Linked DNA regions of Homo sapiens: regions 2 and 3 are each linked to region 1. A link is a contact called in ENCODE Hi-C or POLR2A ChIA-PET data. All regions are on one chromosome and are shown on one strand. Each heading gives the region's core, a stretch centred on a gene start or an enhancer-like site at or near the end of the contact. The rest is flanking DNA. Distances are from core to core; before and after follow the strand shown. Region 1 holds the start of DNLZ (DNL-type zinc finger). Region 2 holds the start of PAXX (PAXX non-homologous end joining factor). Region 3 holds the start of TRAF2 (TNF receptor associated factor 2).

The links. A loop is a pair of places that touch in the nucleus more often than their neighbours do. ChIA-PET counts read pairs that join two places held with the same protein, here RNA polymerase II (POLR2A). Pooled maps may share reads with other maps.
Region 2: a map with no recorded cell type shows a loop between it and region 1 (13-fold over the local background). The contact joins the promoter of PAXX here to the promoter of DNLZ in region 1. A Hi-C loop is called at or near these places in 1 of 37 single-sample maps with no recorded cell type and 7 of 50 pooled maps. POLR2A ChIA-PET finds 5 or more read pairs at or near these places in 1 of 52 experiments (A549).
Region 3: a loop to region 1 is called in a map of CD4-positive, alpha-beta T cell, with 5 times the contacts of the local background. The contact joins the promoter of TRAF2 here to the promoter of DNLZ in region 1. A Hi-C loop is called at or near these places in 1 of 168 maps with a recorded cell type or tissue (CD4-positive, alpha-beta T cell), 1 of 37 single-sample maps with no recorded cell type and 7 of 50 pooled maps. POLR2A ChIA-PET finds 5 or more read pairs at or near these places in 1 of 52 experiments (B cell).

Annotation. Positions count from the first base shown.
Region 1 is chr9:136,361,758-136,365,504 of GRCh38, reverse strand. It overlaps DNLZ (DNL-type zinc finger), which reads left to right and starts at 1,761. Exons shown (of 3, transcript NM_001080849.3): 1 at 1,761-2,018; 2 at 2,377-2,516; 3 at 3,325-3,747. The coding sequence starts at 1,791. The coding sequence ends at 3,493. It overlaps CARD9 (caspase recruitment domain family member 9), which reads left to right. Exons shown (of 13, transcript NM_052813.5): 11 at 288-364; 12 at 946-1,022; 13 at 1,104-1,549. The coding sequence ends at 1,203. It overlaps LOC124902309 (a long non-coding RNA gene), which reads right to left and starts at 2,136. Exons shown (of 2, transcript XR_007061863.1): 1 at 2,053-2,136. RefSeq lists enhancers at 1-293, 294-1,184 and silencers at 1,396-1,495, 1,526-2,025, 2,126-2,405.
Region 2 is chr9:136,990,588-136,994,334 of GRCh38, reverse strand. It overlaps PAXX (PAXX non-homologous end joining factor), which reads right to left and starts at 1,913. Exons shown (of 7, transcript NM_183241.3): 1 at 1,773-1,913; 2 at 1,635-1,695; 3 at 1,361-1,410; 4 at 1,092-1,282; 5 at 924-992; 6 at 671-755; 7 at 359-569. The coding sequence starts at 1,891. The coding sequence ends at 530. RefSeq lists an enhancer at 1,178-1,720 and silencers at 1,678-2,057, 2,068-2,357.
Region 3 is chr9:136,884,439-136,888,185 of GRCh38, reverse strand. It overlaps TRAF2 (TNF receptor associated factor 2), which reads right to left and starts at 1,670. Exons shown (of 11, transcript NM_021138.4): 1 at 1,645-1,670. MIR4479 (microRNA 4479) reads right to left here and starts at 1,453; the gene lies at 1,383-1,453. LOC105376326 (a long non-coding RNA gene) reads left to right here and starts at 1,932. Exons shown (of 3, transcript XR_930448.2): 1 at 1,932-2,088; 2 at 2,836-2,893; 3 at 3,052-3,406. RefSeq lists enhancers at 238-973, 974-1,709 and silencers at 1,086-1,895, 2,116-2,245.

The sequences.
Region 1 (3,747 bases), core at 512-3,011:
GGAGGCGTTCCTCCCTGGCAGGCAGCCAGCTCGGGGGAGGGATGGTCACTGGCGGGAGCGTTGGGCCTGGGCTGGCATCTGGCGGCCTCCTGGAGCAATGAACAGGCAAGCGAGGCCATAAGGCCTCAGTCTCATCTACAGAAAGCAGAGTCTACACTGGACCCATGTGGGGATCCCACCAGGCCTTGGAAGACAGCCCCACTGCAATGCCGGGGAGGGGTGGGGCAGCCGTGCTATACGTGGCCCAGCAGATGGGCAGGTCCCACAGGCACGACTCTCCTTTCCAGGCTGCCTTGCCGGCGGGGGGAGCCCGAAACAGCCCTTTGCAGCTCTGCACCAGGAGCAGGTTTTGCGGAACCCCCATGTAAGGCTTCCCCGGGGTGGGGTCCTCCCAGCCGTGGGCCTCAGGGTGACCGATCACAGGGAGAGTGGCTCCCTGCCCTGGGCACCCCCTGCGGTGGCCCCGACGACAGCTGAGGAGTGACCACAAGGTCTCTGCCCACAGTGCTCGGGGTGCGGTGTCTGGGCTGCGAAGTGGATCCCCCTTTCTTGGGCACTGCAGCAGCTTGGGGGGCTTTTTGGACGTGGATGTGCCTGGTCCTGGTTTTCCGAGGGCCTTTACAGTGGATGAGGAGGTGAACACAGGAGTCCTGAGAGCAAGCACCACCTCGGGCTTTGTTGTAGAAACAATGGCCCGGACCCCAGGCTGGAGCCGTGGCTTGGCCTCCTGGGTGTGTCTTGGCATCTGAAATGCAGGCTACCCACACCGGCTCACCTCCAGGGGTACAGGCAGGTCCCACAGGGAGAGCTTGGCGCTGAGCTGAGGCTGTCTGGGCTCCTCGCCTCCCAACCAGTCTGCAGTTACAGGGGCCAGTGGGGGGCGGGTGAGAAGGACGGGTTCCCTCAGGGGAGCCGGCCGGAGCCCGAGCCTTCCCCCTTCTCCAGGACGCAGGCCTGAGCAGCGGGGAGCCGCCCGAGAAGGAGCGGCGGCGCCTCAAAGAGAGTTTTGAGAACTACCGCAGGTAGGCGGGCGGCCCCCAGGCTTCTCCAAAACGGGCTGGGGAGCGGCAGCCGGGTCGCGCCTGAGACACCTGTCTTCACAGGAAGCGCGCCCTCAGGAAGATGCAGAAAGGATGGCGGCAGGGGGAGGAGGACCGGGAGAACACCACGGGCAGCGACAACACCGACACTGAGGGCTCCTAGCCGCAGCAGCGCAGGCCCCGACCAGGGCACACCCACCGGCCCGGCCTCCTGCCACCCGGGGGTGCCGACGCCCTGGGGCGCAGACTTCCCCGAGCCGTCGCTGACTTGGCCTGGAACGAGGAATCTGGTGCCCTGAAAGGCCCAGCCGGACTGCCGGGCATTGGGGCCGTTTGTTAAGCGGCACTCATTTTGCGGAGGCCATGCGGGTGCTCACCACCCCCATGCACACGCCATCTGTGTAACTTCAGGATCTGTTCTGTTTCACCATGTAACACACAATACATGCATGCATTGTATTAGTGTTAGAAAACACAGCTGCGTAAATAAACAGCACGGGTGACCCGCATTCCCGCTCGGACACTCGCGCGCAGCCCCGCGGCCGTCCCTCCTCGCTGCGGCCCGCGGTGTCCTCGGGGTGCGAGCTGCACGTGGACGCAGGGCCCCCTCAGGCCGCCAGGGGGCGGCATAGCGCAGCGCGCCCCCGACCCGGAAGACGGAAGCCCAAGAACGCCGCTTCCGCCCGGCGCCCACTTCCAAGATGGCGGCGGGGCGGGGCCGGGGCAGGGCGGACGGAGCCGGCGAGCGGGATGCTGCGGACTGCGCTGCGCGGCGCGCCGAGGTTGCTGAGTCGCGTGCAGCCCCGGGCGCCCTGCCTGAGGCGGCTGTGGGGCCGCGGGGCCCGTCCAGAGGTCGCGGGGAGGCGGCGGGCCTGGGCCTGGGGCTGGCGGCGCTCAAGCTCCGAGCAGGGGCCGGGGCCCGCGGCGGCTCTGGGGCGCGTGGAGGCGGCGCACTACCAGCTCGTCTACACCTGCAAGGTAGGCGCGCGGCGGGACGGAACCGGGGACAGACCCGTATCTGACGCTACACGGCCTGCGGGGAGAAGCGGCCCGCCGGGGATCCGGGAGGCGGCGTGGTCAAGTCACAGGAAGGAGTGGAGCCACCCCTTGGGGCTTCTGGGAGGGAGCGGAGGCGGACCATGAGGAGGGGTGGAGCCGTCCCTGGGGCGGGGCCTTCCCGGGAGAGGGCGAGGTTGGGGGTGGGTGGAGCTATCCCTCGGGGGCGGGGCCTTCTCTGGAGAGGGTGAGGTGGCTGGAGCTACCCCTAGAGGGGCGGGTCTTCCCGGGAGGGGCGTGGCGGCCCTCACAGCCTCACCAGCTACCCTGTCCCAGCCAGGTCTGCGGGACTAGGTCCTCCAAGCGCATCTCCAAGCTGGCCTATCACCAAGGCGTGGTCATTGTGACCTGCCCCGGCTGCCAGAACCACCATATCATCGCTGACAACCTGGGCTGGTTCTCGGACCTGAATGGGAAGAGGTGAGGCCTGTACCCCAGGGCTGGGCCAGAAGGCCACCCAGAAGTACCCTGGCCTCCCTGGGGGAACCTTGCCCTAGTGTTGAGGTTTATAGATCTCACCTGGGAAATCCAGCCACCTTATCAATACAAGACACACAGTTAAATGAGAATTTCCTATAAAGCCCAGATAGCTTTTGAGTTTAAGTATGCCCCAAGTAGGGGGTGCGTTTTTATTTGTTAAATTTTGCCAGCCCTGTGGCCCTGCCTCCCTGCCTCTGCCTGCCCTCTGCCATCACTGGCAGCCTTGTCCCTCTCTAGCGTGGAACTTTTTTGCCCTCTGCCATCTTGGGGTGGCTGGCCCACAGCAAGGCTTGGGGTGTGGACCAGGAGGTGTGGCCTGGGCCCTGGCTGCTGGGAGAGCAGTGGAGGTGGTGCCGGGAGCCTGGTCCGGGCCTTGCCTGGCCGGGAGGTCCTGGGCAGGACAGTAACAGCGACAGCAGGTCTGAGACCAGCATGCCAGGTGCTTGGTGGTACCTGGCCCTTGGAGCTGGGACTGTCCTCCCATCAGACCCGGGGCTGCAGATTCTTCCCTCTGGCACATAGGGGGCAGGAGCAGGAGACTGGGTTCCTGAGGCGGCGCATACCGGCAGAGACACAGGGCTGGTGAGGGCACACAGGCCAGCGTCTGAAGTGCCCGTGTGGCCTGATGCCACAGGAGTGCTGGGCCTGGTGCTTGCAGCTCTGGCCTGGCCATGGGGCGCCCTGAGGGGACTGAAGTGCAGGGCGGCTGGGGGGCCCTGAAGAGCCATGTTGCCTCCCTGCCCCCCAGAAATATCGAAGAGATCCTGACGGCCAGAGGCGAGCAGGTGCACCGTGTGGCGGGCGAGGGGGCCCTGGAACTGGTTCTGGAGGCTGCAGGGGCCCCCACATCCACTGCAGCTCCGGAAGCGGGTGAGGATGAGGGTCCCCCCAGCCCTGGCAAGACGGAGCCGAGCTGACTCCTGCGCTCCCCGGCACTGTGGGACTTCGGCCTTCCAGAAGGAGGTTTTGGCCCTGGGCCTCTCTGGACGTGGCCTGTTTTCTATCAATAAACAGACATTACTTCCAGATGCTGGGGCCTGTGGCCCTCGTGGCCTTTCTTTTTCTGGAGTTAGAACGATTGCTCTGAATCCCTGGTGCTGCTGGGTGGGACATAGGAGCCGCAGGACCTCTCGCCTCACCACAGTTCCTTCTACACAGAGTCACCCAGCTC
Region 2 (3,747 bases), core at 664-3,163, 630 kb before region 1:
CTCCCCGCAGGGCACTTCCAGTGTCTCAGGGTCTACACGGGACTTCTGTCTGCATCCTCCCACGGGGCTCCGTGCCCTACCTGGGTGCGGCCTGGGAGGGTGGGAACAAAGTTCTAAGCCTTGGGGAGCCCTGGCCCTGCCTGGCTGGGCCCCTCTCAGCTCCTGGGCTGGCAGGGCTGGAATAGCTGGACGGTCTGAGAGTGCTCACCTCCCTCCGGCCCAGCAAGGAAGTCTCCAGGGAGCTGAGAGGCTGCAGCATCTGTTCACATCCTGTGGCCCTACACCCAGAACACAGGCCCAGGGGTGTTCCCTGATCCCTTCCCAGGCCAGTGCCAGGAGTCAGAGCCCCACCAGAGCCTCCAACCAAGGGAGCTGTTTATTTGACAGGGAAGGAATTTGAGGAGCCGTGTTAGTCCTGGCCCAGGACAGGCAGGTGGAGGTGGTGGCGGGGGGTCTCTGATGGGGGCCTCAAAGACTGCCTCTCCCCTCATAGGCGGACTCCCCGCGGGGCCACGCTTGTGCTGCACCTTCAGGTCTCATCGAAGTCCACGCCACCAGCTGGTTTCTTACTGGGAGGGAAGAGGGGTGTCACTATGGCACTATGGTGTGGAGAAAGGGGTGGGGTCCAGGATTGGACCCTGGGCGCAGGAAGGGGGCTGTGGGAGGGTACCTCTTGAACCCGGGGTTGATGAGCGACTCTCCTGGACACCGCCTCCTGACTCCAGGTCCAGGGCCACCTCTCTGGGGATCTGGGTCTGGGGGAAAACAGGACAGGGGCAGCTCCTGAACCTGGCAGCATCCCAACCACAACCTTCTCCGAATAGATAGGCATTCTCTCTGGAGCGTGAGTCTTGTTTGGGGGGAAACTGAGTTCCAGGTTAAAGAGCACAGCCCTACTTGAGTCACAGGCGGACATGCCTTACCTGGTAAGAAGAGCTGAGGCCCTGCAGGCCGGGGGCTCTTCCTCGGGCTGACAGCTGTCTCTTCTGCAGCTGGGGAGGAAAGCCCATGGGAACCCCACTCAGTGCCAGGAGTGGGGGCAAGAGCAGGGGACCCCAGTGAAGGTATGAGGTGCCCACCCCCAATCCTACCTGCCAGTCGCCGCTCCAGGCTCCACACGCGTTTTGCCAGGCCCAGTGTCAGCGCCCGCAGCCTGGGGGCTGCCTCTGGGCCTGGTACCTTGGAGAGGTCAAAGGCCAGTGCCGAGGGCCCCCCTGAAAGCGTCAGGGATGCTCTGTCCTCCTGCAGAGTCAGAGCCACAGCTTGCTGCTCACAGGCTGCCCTGGGAGAGGAGAGGTGCGGAGAGCTGTGGCAGACCCTCCTCCTCCCCACCCGTCCTTCCTCCCTGCTTGGGTCTCACCTGAACCGGGGGGTGATGTCCTCAGCCGCACTCAGGCCAAAACGGGCTTTCTAGAGAGCACAGGGGCTTGTCACGAGCTGCCTGGAACCCGAGGCCCACTGGGGGCACCCGAAACCTGCCCGACCCCAGAGCCCTAGCCAATGGGAGGACTACAGCTACAGGGCGGGCAGAGGGTGTCAGAGCCTTCTGGGGAATCCCAGATGTCTGTCGCCCCATAGACGATCTGCACTGCAAGGAGGGGTGTGGCGGCTCCCAGACCCGCCCAGTTACCCACGAGGGCCGCCAGGCTGTCCGGCGTGAAGCAGGTGCTCCAAAGCTCCGCGGCGTCGGTCACGCTGGGGGAGAAGGCCTGTCAGGCGGGGCCGCCCGCGGAGCTCCCTGCACCCCTACCTCCCCGCGGACCCCCACTCACTAGAGGTTGAAGCCGCCGCGGTCCCCCTCCCCGCTTTCCTCCCCTTCGCAGTAGCACACGAAGCGGGGCGGCTCGGGGCCCGGCGGCAGCGTGCAGAGCGGCGGCGACAGCGGATCCATGGCGCCGGGCGAGCGGGAACCCGGCGGGGCGGGGCTTGGGCGCCGGGAGGGGCGGGGCTGTGCGGGCTCAGGGCTCCTGCGCGGAAGAACGACTTCCGGAGCCGGGTGCAGGCCAGTCGCGGGCTTAGGGAGCTTGCGCGGGGCGGAGTCTGGTTGGGGGCGGGGTCTGTGTGTGGAGGCGGGGTTAGGGGCGGGGTTATGAGGGTGGGGGGATTCGGGGCGGGGCTAAAGGCACAGGCCGGGCCGCGCGGACCCGGTACCCGCGCGGGCTTCAGGCGACTAGAGGCCGAGTTTAGTGCGCGGGGCGGGCCGGAGCAGGGCGTCCTGGGTCAGGGATCCAGAGGCCCTGCCCCCAGCGCTGGCCTCGCCGGTCGTGGGCTCCACGGCGCGATCCCGGGCTCTGGCCCTCGCGCCCGCGAGCAGCCCCACTCGAACCTCGCCCCCTCCCGCCCCCGCCCCGGCTCCAAGTCCAGCCGAGTCCAGGTTCCCTCCGTGGCTCTGCGGATACATCCTGGAGCCCCGCCCTTCCATCGTCTTCACACACAAACCGGAAGCTTCCTAACTCTAATCGTAAGAAGTTACGGTTGGTCCGGCAAGGTGACTCACGCCTGTAATCCCAGCACTTTGGGAGGCCGAGGCGGGCAGATTGCCTGAGGTCAGGAGTTCGAGACCAGTCTGGCCAACATGGTGAAACCCCGTCTCTACTAAAAATACAAAAAAATTAGCCAGGTGTGGTGGCGCACGCCTGTGAGGCAGGGGAATTGCTTGAACCAGGGAGGTGGAGGTTGCAGTGAGCCGAGATCGCGCCACTGCATTCCAGCCTGGGCAACAGAGCGAGACTCTGTCTCAAACAAACAAAAAAAGAAGTCACAGTACAGAGCGATCTCCAGGGAAGAAGGCTTCTGCGCTCTCTGTCCCGCGCATGGTATTCCTCCAGCTCCTCCTACGTGCCTGTTGTCCTAGGCCTGGATATCGATCAACAGACAAGGTCTCTGACTCCCTGGAGCTTCTAGGATCCAATAGGAGAGACACCACACTCTCAGGCAGGGCCAAGCGCCAGGAGAAACTGCAGCGGGTGCTATGAGGGCAGGAGGAAGAGGATGGCTCCCACCAGGGACAGGGAGATCCCAGGCGGAGGCCTGGCCACATAAATAATGGTTCTGTTCAAGGCTCGGCAAGAAGGCCAGGTTGGCAGCATGGTGCTGTGGGGAGGGCCAGTGGGTCTGTAAGCTACGCTTCCATATCGGAGTGCTCCCACAGCAAGCCTGCCTCACCTCCTCCTGCTTCCCAGTTCACTCCCAGTCCTGGCTCCTGCCCCCTGGGCCTCTGCACATGCTGCTGTTTCTGCCTGGCACATCCTTTCCCCAGACTCACATGCTTCCTTCAGGTCTTTACTCAAAAGTCACTTTAGTGAGACCTTCCCTGGTGTTGTTCTGACATTGCAGCATGCTGCCCAGCTCTCACATCCCTCTCTCCTGTCATTTCCCTATTTTTCACACTTCTCACTGTAGAAAGTACACTTTGGCTTGCTTTATTCTGGCAGCTAGCTCCCTGTTATACCCTCCTGGGTTTAGACTTTTCTGCACTCCCCTCCCCTTGGGCTGGACTTTATTAATGACTTGCTTCTGGCAACTAGAATAGGACAAAATTGCTCTTGAATTGCTGGGTGTGACATGAGGCAGCCCTAAGGGGATGACCATGGCCAGCAAGGGAACCGGGAAGCTGACGCCCCAGCTGAGCCTTCCCATGAGACCACATCATCGGCCGGCAGCTTGACCACAGCCTCCTGAAACTTTGTGTCAAAGGCCCAGAGTCCTGCCTGGCTGACACTGGGAGATAATGCATGCCTGCTGGTT
Region 3 (3,747 bases), core at 421-2,920, 520 kb before region 1:
AAACTGTAATTTCATGGCCGGGCGCGGTGGCTCATGCCTGTAATCCTAGCACTTTGGGAGGCCGAGGCGGGTGGATCACCTAAGGTCAAGAGTTTGAAACCAGCCTGGCCAACATGATGAAACCCTATCTCTACTAAAAATACAAAAAATTAGCCGGGCGTGGTGGTGCACGCCTGTAATCCCAGCTGCTCGGGAGGCTGAGGCAGAAAAATCGCTTGAACCCAGGAGGCGGAGGCTGCAGTGAGCCGAGATCGAGCCACTGCACTCCAGCCTGGGCAACAAGACCAAAACTATCTCAAAAAATAAATAAATAAAATTACAATTTTATATGTAACCCCATCTTTTTCAGGCTCAAAATAATACCAAATAGAAGCTTGATAACAACCTAAACTCTTAACAACTGTTTATACAAAAGTATCAGAAGCAAGCGTGGTAGAAGAGGAGATCTTGAACCTTACAAGTGTCCACCCATTAATACATTCAGTTCCTCTTATTAAAAACTAGGGCTATTAACAGGGAGAGAGACTGAGTTACAGGGCAGTAATTCCGTCCCTTCAAAATCATGTGGCCACAGAGCAGGGTCCGTTCTCAGTCCTAGTTTCCCTTGACTTGACCCAGACCAGACTCCCTCCTCCTCCGAGCCCCGTCTTCACCGGCTGCCAGACACCCCACCCCCTGTCGGCCCTACACCGAGTGGAGGCTTGGTGCTCTTCTGCACTGACCCTCAGCCCTCGGGGCCTCAAAATGACAACTCCAAAATACCCAGCTCTGGCCCTGACCGTTCCCCTGACCCCAGGCTGCCCATCTGGCCGCCTCCCGAGAGGCCATGGGCGCTGTGACTCCTTCATCTTGGCCTAGGAAGCACCAGCCTTCAGCTGCTCACGCCAGATTCTTGCAGACATTGCAACTCCTCTTTTTCTCGGCTCTACCTTCCACAAACATCCCCTGCTACTGCCAGGACCAGGCCCCGGCCCCGATCCCGGCCCGGTCCACCGCAGCCCATCCCCGCACTGGCTCCTTGCTGCCCCCGACCCTCCCAGCAGCCAGAGGGACTTTTCACCCAGGCTCAGCCTGGGTCTCCCCAGCCACTGGGCAGGAAGGCAGCAGAGTCGGCTCCGCCCCCAGCCTCACTGGTCTTCCCCGACCCCTGGCTGGGGGGCGCTGGCAAACTCAGGGGTCGGAGGCGCCCCTGACCCTCCCGAGCACGCAGCCGGCTGAGGGTGCGGGGCTTCGGGGACACGAGGGGCCCACAGCTGAGCGTGGAGGGGCGACAGGGTGCGGGGGAGCGACGGACCCGGGACGGGGCAGGGCCGGGTGGGCCGCCCACGGGCCTCAGGCGGTACTGGGAGCCGCGACCCCGCGCAAAACCCCGGACCGTGCCCTGGCGCTGCTCCGAGCACGGCCGCGCGCGTTCCCGAACTTTCCCGCGCCAGCCACGCTCGGACTTGGTTTCCGGCCCAGCGGCTCAGAGAAATCCCCTCGGGCTGGCCCCGCCCCCGCCCCGCGGCCTCTCCCGCCCCCGCTCCCGCTCCGGCCCGGAGTCTCCCTGAGAGGTGCCCGCGCCTGCGCCCGACCCCGCGCCCGACCCCGCACCCGACCCCGCGCCCGCGCCCGACCCCGCACCCGACCCCGCGCTCGCCTCACCCAACGGTCGCAGCGCGCCCGGAACTAAGGGCCCGCCCAGCTACCGCCCCCAACGCCGCCGCCGCCGCCGCCGCTCCGCCGCGTGCGCCTGACGGACGGACATGGGAGCCAACCAGCCAGCCCTCAGGAAGCTGTAGCGAGAGCCATTGGCCAGATACGCCCCGCTCCGAGCGCGCCTGACGGACTGACGCCGGAGCCAACCAGCGAGCCCGCAGGAGCCGCAGCGTGCGCCGATTGGTCGGCGCTGAGACGGCGTGGGTACCTAAGTCGCCCTCTGCTTTTTCCTCAAAGAGCGCGCCGGGGCGTTGGTGCGGGGAGCTGGTGAGGTGCTGCGCTGTGGGGTCCGCGCTAATTGGGTCCCTTCCCCAGGTGCGGCGAGACAGCGAGGCCCTTGCTTCCCCTCCCGTGGCCCCGGGGCGGAGACCCCTGCCGCACACCCGAGAGGTGAGCCGGGAGCCCAAGCCGGGCGACACCGGTTCCCACGAGGCGCGCGTCGCGCGCGGGACGCGGGGCCCTGGCGGGGCGGCCGCACCTACCCGACACCTGCGGGTCCCTCCGCCTCCCCCGGTGCCGGGCGCAGAGCGGCGCCTCAATTTGGGTAACATTTATGAGAAACAGGACTAAAAGAATACTGCACACTTAAGTAAGGTATTAAGGCTATGGGGTCTCCTTTTGGGGTGAGGTAATGCTCTGCAACCGGACAGTGGTGACGGCCGCCCGACATGGCCGGTGTGCTAATCTACTGGGTTGTGCACTTTATTTATTTTTTTTTTTGAGACGGAGGCTCACTCTGTCGCCCAGGCTGGAGTTCAGTGGCGCGATCTCGACTCACTGCAACCTCCGCCTCCCGGGTTCAAGCGATTCTCCTGCCTCAGCCTCCCGAGTAGCTGGGACTACAGGCGCCCGCCATCACGCCCGGCTAATGTTTGTATTTTTGATAGAGACGAGGTTTCACCATGTTGGCCAGGCTGGTCTTGAACTCCCGACCTCAAGTGAAAACACAACCTATGGCCTCCAGACACTCAAATGAAAACAGTGGCCTTGGCGGCCAAAACAGGGGCTGCCCTAGGAGTCCTGTGGGCTGCATGGGGGAGGCGGCACTGTCATCTGCCCAGGAGAACGGGAGCTGCAGCAGGTTCTCTCTGGCGGTGCACGGGCTAGCACTGGACACACCACCCCCTCTCCATCCAGCCTTTGGTGAAATGGAGACCTTTCACCCCGCTTTGCAGAGAAGGAAACGTTCACGGAGGTAAGTCTCCTCCAAGCATTCAGACCCTGAGACCACGGGACTCCTCAAGGATGGAATACACTGCAAAACAGGGCAGGCTTTGAAGTTGCATAATTTACACAGGCCACGCTGTCCCCAGGCGCCAATGCCACATTTCATATATGTTACTTGGTTTGCAGTTGGAATTCCCCTCCGCCCCAAACCCACATTCCTGGGACAGCAAGGCCTTGAGATGGAACTCAGGAAGCCATCGGATTCCATCAACGTCATCACCCCTGAGTTTGCTGCAAGCAGCCATGGAAACGTCCCAAGTCCGCACCTGCAGGCTCAGTGAGGTTGCTCAAGCCCAGGAACTAACTGAGCTCTCAAACGTAAGAAGGCGTCTCCTCCTGGCTGCACCTGGGAGGCTCAAAGCTGTCCTGAGTCTGCAGCAGCCAGCTCGGGATGAGAAAGGGTTCACGTGGCAGTTCATGCCTATAATCCCAGCACTTTGGGAGGCTGAGGCAGGAGGACCGCTTGAGCCCATGAGTTCGAAACCAGCATGGGCAGCATGGGGGAACCCCATCTCTACCAAAAAAAGGAAAAAAAATTTAGCTGGGTGTGGTGCTGCACACCTGTAGTCCCAACTGCTTGGAAGGCTGAGGCAGGAAGATGACTGAAGCTCAGGAGGTGGAGGTTGCAGTGAGCTGTGGTTGCACCACTGCACTCCAGGCTGCGCTATAGAGTGAGACCCTGTCTCTTTTTTTTCTTTTTTGAGACGGTGTCTTGCTCTGTCACCCAGGCTGGAGTGCAGTGGTGCGATCTCGGCTCACTGCAACCTCTGCCTCCCGGGTTCAAGAAATTCTCCTGCCTAAGCCTCCGGAGTAGCTGGGACT